Linked DNA regions of Mus musculus: region 1 is linked to region 2. The links are chromatin contacts, found by POLR2A ChIA-PET in ENCODE. All regions are on one chromosome and are shown on one strand. Each heading gives the region's core, a stretch centred on a gene start or an enhancer-like site at or near the end of the contact. The rest is flanking DNA. Distances are from core to core; before and after follow the strand shown. Region 1 holds the start of Arfgap2 (ADP-ribosylation factor GTPase activating protein 2). Region 2 holds the start of Slc39a13 (solute carrier family 39 (metal ion transporter), member 13).

The links. ChIA-PET counts read pairs that join two places held with the same protein, here RNA polymerase II (POLR2A).
Region 1: POLR2A ChIA-PET joins it to region 2 with 15 read pairs in Patski. The contact joins the promoter of Arfgap2 here to the promoter of Slc39a13 in region 2. POLR2A ChIA-PET finds 5 or more read pairs at or near these places in 3 of 5 experiments (Patski and embryonic stem cell).

What each region holds. Positions count from the first base shown.
Region 1 is chr2:91,263,713-91,266,563 of GRCm38, reverse strand. It overlaps Arfgap2 (ADP-ribosylation factor GTPase activating protein 2), which reads right to left and starts at 1,449. Exons shown (of 16, transcript NM_023854.2): 1 at 1,160-1,449; 2 at 874-992; 3 at 266-338. The coding sequence starts at 1,231. Pacsin3 (protein kinase C and casein kinase substrate in neurons 3) reads right to left here. Exons shown (of 11, transcript NM_001289678.1): 10 at 2,678-2,799; 11 at 1,884-2,373. The coding sequence ends at 2,258.
Region 2 is chr2:91,068,763-91,071,777 of GRCm38, reverse strand. It overlaps Slc39a13 (solute carrier family 39 (metal ion transporter), member 13), which reads left to right and starts at 1,463. Exons shown (of 10, transcript NM_026721.3): 1 at 1,463-1,623. It overlaps Gm39874 (predicted gene, 39874), which reads right to left and starts at 1,427. Exons shown (of 2, transcript NR_166131.1): 1 at 1,272-1,427; 2 at 155-712.

The DNA of each region.
Region 1 (2,851 bases), core at 200-2,699, 190 kb before region 2:
TTTTTTTTTCTTTTAATTAGGTATTTTCTTCATTTACATTTCAAATGCTATCCCAAAAGTCCCCCAAGCCCCCCCCCCCAGTTTGTATTTCATTAAGCCTCTTTGAAAGAAGCTGTTTAAATTTTTCTGAATTTAGAAAAGTGTGTGGCATGTTCCAGAGCTGCAAACTCTCGGAACAGAGAAACCAAACTCACTTTGAGAAATCAAGGAAAAGTTAAATACCCAGGCAGAAGGATGGGGGTGGAAGAAGGTAAAGGAACGTTACCGCATTGGCATTCCCGCCGACCTGCATACACCTCAGCTGCAACCAGCTCCAGTTCGAATCCAACTCTGTGGACCTGTGTACAAGGGCTGAGTGTCACCTTCCCTATCAAGACTAAACCTGTCATTCGGCCTCAGGCTTCTGTGGGTGTCCAGGAACCATCAGTCACTGTCCCATTTCCTCCTCTCTCCCCTGTATTTGAAATCATTGCGCTTCGCCTAATCCAAAGGGTACTAATTATTTCTGAAAAGGAGATCCGAAAGGAGGTCGACTTCTGAGAAATGCAGGCACGGGTTTGGCTCTTCTTAAAGTTTGGTCAAAGTCGCACTGGAGACCTACTGGGCCAATCTTTCTGCAATAACAAGGTCAATGCATCTAAGCTCTCCCCCAAACTGATGCTGAGTACCATGTTAACTGTGAAGAGAGAAGTCTACAGAGGTGGAACCCCCCGCCGCCCTCCGCCCGCAAGCCCCCGCTGTAGGCTACCAGAACTCCCGCCAGGAGAAATCCAAACATCAAATTCAGGAAGGTCCAAGTCCAGGCGCCCTCTCCCCGTCGCTGACCACGCACACAGCCCCCGTGGAGGCACAGCACCCTCACACAGAACCTACCTGATAAAGCTGAGATGGACACCCAAGGAGCGATGCACTCCGGAGCAGTCAATACACAAAAATACACCGTAAGTGATGCTGGCCCAACTAGGACTCTTGGCGCCACAATCGAAACAGGCCTAAGTGGAAAAGACGACAAGCGAACGGTTAGGGCCCAGAGTCGAGGCCCGGCGCTAGAAACCACAAGAAAGCCTCCAACCTCCGTCCTCGCCCTCCCTCAGACCCCAGGGGACAAGAGACGTCTTCTCCGCCGGCGTCAGGACCCGTACCCCGCCCGCTCAAGCACCTTGTTGGTGGGAATTGCGCGAAGTCTCTTAAAAATAGTCTGGATTTCGGTCTTGCTCGGGCTCGCCGCCATTTTCTCTCCTTCCCAGACACAACCGCGACCGACAGGTCCCGGCGCGGGCCAATCCTCGGCGGCGAAGGCAGGCTCACCGCGCCGGTCACGACAGGGCCCCGACCCGCCTACGAGTGGAGTGATTCGACCAGATCTGGGCCAATGAACGTCGGGCGGGGCTGAAACATGACGTTAGCAGCCGGGAGCTCCACCACGGGCCTGAGAGTGAACGCCGCGCTGCGCCTGGCCAATCCGCAGCCCGAGCGGGCGACGGCTCGTGGACTGGCCCAAACTTCCTCACGAGTTCCTGCTGGACCCGGGTACCCTACGTACCGCTCGACCACTGGCTGTAGGCGTCAGGCAGAGAGCCATGGTAACAGACTCTGTGATGGACGAGTAATGATTAACAATCTCCCAAGTGCTCATAGCCCCATCCGGAAGGCATTGGCAGGGCTCCAGCTCAGCTCACAATCCAGCAACTGGCCTAGAGCAGAGGCCAGCACACAACAACCTTGATCACCAAGTCCCTTCCAGTCCAGATTGCACTCCTGAAATTCCGGGGCAGATACCAGGAGGCAACTGCCTGCCCAATCCCAGTTCCATAACACATGGCACGCCCACGGGCCGACCCCGTGCCTCCCACCAGCAAGAGTAGGCTATCAAAAGACGCTCACAACACTTGATGGGGTTTTTATTCTTAATCAAATTTAATGCACACTACAAGTCACAAAAGAAGGTGCTGCCAGCCTCAAACTACATTCTCCCCAACCTCACCCCAGGAACTCCTAAACAGTTTAGGAGCTGGATCCTCCCACTCTGGGATGACCCAAATGTTCCCGAGGAGGCTCGGGCACCTCTCGACCCTCCATCATTCCAACCTCCAACTCTAGACACAGACCCCTGCCCTTCATGGGCCCTGAGACTTCCTCCTGTGGGAAAAGAGAGACAGCAGCAGCACATGGTTCAGGGCCTTCAGGTCCAGCAGTCCAGGAAGGGTTAAGCTCTGGCCCAGGTCAGAGAGACGCCTTGGTAGGGCTGTCAGGGCACTCAGGCGCCCACACATTCTACGTAATTGGCAGGGTACAGACCAATGCGGCCACTCTGCAGCTGGCCCTGGCACCAGCCCTGCTCATCCTCCTCGCTCATCTTCAGCAACTCTTCCCCTGAAGAAAGACAAAACAGTCATTGCCCAAAGCACTGGCTTTACTGGTCTCAAAACTAGGTCATGGACTGGGGGATGGAATAGCACAAGGGCCGACAAACTGGAGGATACCCAACTCAGACCAGGATAGGACACAGCCAGGAAAAGCCACCCAACCTTAGACCCCAGGGAGGCAACTGTCAGGCTGCAGCTGGACCCTGAGCAGCCTGTGAGGATGGAGTCCCTGGCTTTCTTCGTCTACAGCCCTGCTCTAGCAAGTAGGACGGGGGCTGAAGTGGGAAGGACCATGAAAGGGCCCAGCATACCTGCTCGGAAGCTCAGCTCATCAGCCTCCTGGCCAGCATAGTCATAAAGCGCCCGTACCCTCACCCCAGTGGCAACTTTCCGGGGACTCTCCTCATCTGACCAGTCCTCGTCCTGCCCGCTACTAGAGAGGGGAACACAAGGGGCACAACTCAGGGCACAAGACCCACTGTATC
Region 2 (3,015 bases), core at 214-2,713:
TGCCCAGGCTGTCAGCACTGCATAAACTGGATGTAGGAGGGCACATCTATCCAGGCAGTCCACAGGTTCCAGGTCATTCTCTGCTATATAATAAGTTTAGGGGTAGTCTACATGAGACCTTATGTCAAAAATATATAAATAAATAAACCAAGAGTGGTGGCACACGTATTTAATTCTAGCACTGAGGAGGTAGAAGTAGGCAGATCTCTGTAGGTTCAAAGTCAGCCACATCTACATAGAAAGTTCCAGAACAGGCAGGGGGTTAGGGCTACATAGAACCAATCTCAAAGTAAAACGACAACAACAACAACAACCACACACACAAACACACACTGTGAGGTAGGGCATCAACTGTGATGTGTGAGTTCGGTCTGCTCTCGGAGCGCCCAGAAGGAACAAGGGACCATAGAGAGCCGCAATGGTAGGTGAGGACTAATGAGCCCCTCACTCTGTCACAGCCAGCCCAGGGGAGCACTCATTCGGCCTCTGCTGAATGTCTTCCATGTCAGTTACTGGCTGATTCCCAGAGAAGGATGCAAACATGTATCGGATCGCAAAGGAGTGGGGGGTGTTAGGCCACATCCACACCTTAGCTCCAGCTTAGACATGAGGTGGCCATCGCACGCCCTAGGGAGAGGTACATCCAAGTTGAATTCCGCCTCTGCCATATGTGTGACATATGTCTGACCCTAGGTCAACAGTCAGTACCCACCTGAAAGATAAAAACGATTTGGTAAAGTTAACACTGATTACTGAGTAAATGGTCAGTAAAGGGCTACCCTAGATCAGAGAACTGTAGCCATTGTTATTGCCACTAACTGCTCCTTCGGTCTAAGAGTTCAGGTACAGCTTTGTCAGGGTAAGAGAACACCAAGTCCTTTGTTGTATCCTGGCTTGAAATTCCAGGGCACAGGCTCTAGAAACGTGTACTGGACTTCAAAGGGTTACAGTCCTGGAGACGGTGGCCTGAGGTTCCAAGTGAAAAACCAAAGCATAAAAATAATTCGATGAGTAAGAATAAAATTCCCTCTTCTGAGGTACCCAGAGCCAGGCCCCTCCTTGCGGCAGGCACTTCCCCTTTCCCTAGCTCATGGAGGAGCCAGGCCTGCTGACTCAGAGAGCCATAGCCCTGCTCTCGTCCCGGGACGGAGCGGTTTGGCAGCCGTGCGCGCCCCCGTGTGGCCACTGCTGGAACTGCATCCTCAGAAGGACGCCACACTGAAGCCCCGCCGCCCTGTTGATCCCGGTTCCCGCGTGGGTGCCGCCCTCACCCTAGCTTAACTTGGCTAAACGCGATGCCCACGAGGGTACCCACTTCCGTCCTACTCTCCCCGCAGCCCCAGAATCCGCCCCGAGCGGAAGTGCGCTGACCGCGCGGGTCCCCCATGGTATGAGGCGGAAGCGCCTCCCCCGCCGTCGCTCCGTCTAGCCCCCCGGAGCCGCGCGCGTCGGGTTCCGGACTGTCCCGTGTGACGTGGCTGCACGCCGGGGGTGGCTCCGGGCTGGGGGCCTAGTGGTGGGGCCGGGCGAGGCAGAGCGGGGCGGGGCGCGACACTGCAGCTGGATGGCCGGGCCCGCCCGGAGCGCTGCATCTGCTGCCGCTGCCACCTCTGCCACTGCGCGGTGAGTGATCGCTGGACCCTCAGGCCGGCGTCCGGGGCGGGATGGACCGTGTCAGTTCCCAAACCTGTCGCGACTCGTCCTCAGTTTAGGAGTTGAACTTGCCTGCTCTTTGGCTCTTTACCTCTGACGTCCCACGCTCTGCCCCTCAGCCCTCCCTGCTGCCCCGCTTCTTGTCTTCTCCTTCCACCAGACATTCTAGCTCATTTTATTGACTTTCCTTTCTCTTGCTTTCTCCTTTCTCTCCATACCCCATACTTCTCTGCTGAACCTGTGGTCCCCCCTTGCCTCTGCATGACCCGCTAAGGTCTTGGCCTGGCGAGGGCCTGCCTTGGTCCCAGTGAAGCTTTGCTCGTTTGTTTGTGCTGGTGTTGGCAGTGGCGGCCGCGAGGGGTCGGGGAGGGCTGGGGCAGGGGTCACTAATTATGGCCTGAAGATTCCAGACATAGGCTTGTAGCCCACCAATCAGAGACCGATGATTTCTCTCTTAACATCCATTGGCAGATGAGGAAACTGAGGCAGTTTCAAGGTCACAGCCAGTAGAAGACGGGGCAGATCACATTTAAACTTTCCAGATTGAACTTCTGGCTTGGTTGACTCACATCCCCATCCGGCTGCCATCAGTCTGCAGAGCACATTCCTTCTGCGAGTGCTTCAGACCTCCCCTGGCATTCAGAGGACTTGCATTCCCTCCTCGATGCCAGCAGCTACCTGCATTGTCAAGTTCACCTCATATTCATCGCTGTTAGGGAGCTCTGTTACCTCATCCATTCCCTGATGAGGACACTGAGGCTCAGGCTCATAAGGGACTACAGTCAGTTAACAATCTAGAGCACCAAATTAATTAGCCATAAGTTAGTTACCACAGCCTCTGGCTCTGGCAACTGTGAGGCATCTCTTCTCTTCAGCCCCACCTCTTGTCTCTTGGTGCCCAAGAATAAGATCATTTAGGAGGAAGAGGTTTGGACTATGACTCAGTTTCCCCACCTGTGTTTCTTTGTACCACGCCATCAAGCTAAACAGTGCTGGCTTTAGACCCTGGGGTGTCTTTACCGGCACATTCTGGCAGCCAAGCCTCTCCTGGCAGCTAGAGGCACCCAACAGGGATGGTCCCTCCTCCGGTGGCTGAAGGAGCCCAGCCAGTGCCTCACCCAGTCATTAAGGAAAGTTTAGCCTCAGGCGGACACATTGACACATAGGCTGGAGCCAGCTCAGAAGGAAAATATGTGTGGTTCTTGGGAGACGTGTAGATGGGCAGAGGGTGCTCCGTGCACCCACCCTGGGGATTGTTTCCGCTGCAGAGTGAGCAGGAGGGGGATGCCATGGCCGGTTGAGAGGTGGGAAGAGACGCTGTGCTTCCTAAGTGGGGTGTGTGGTCCAGGGAGGCAGCTCACG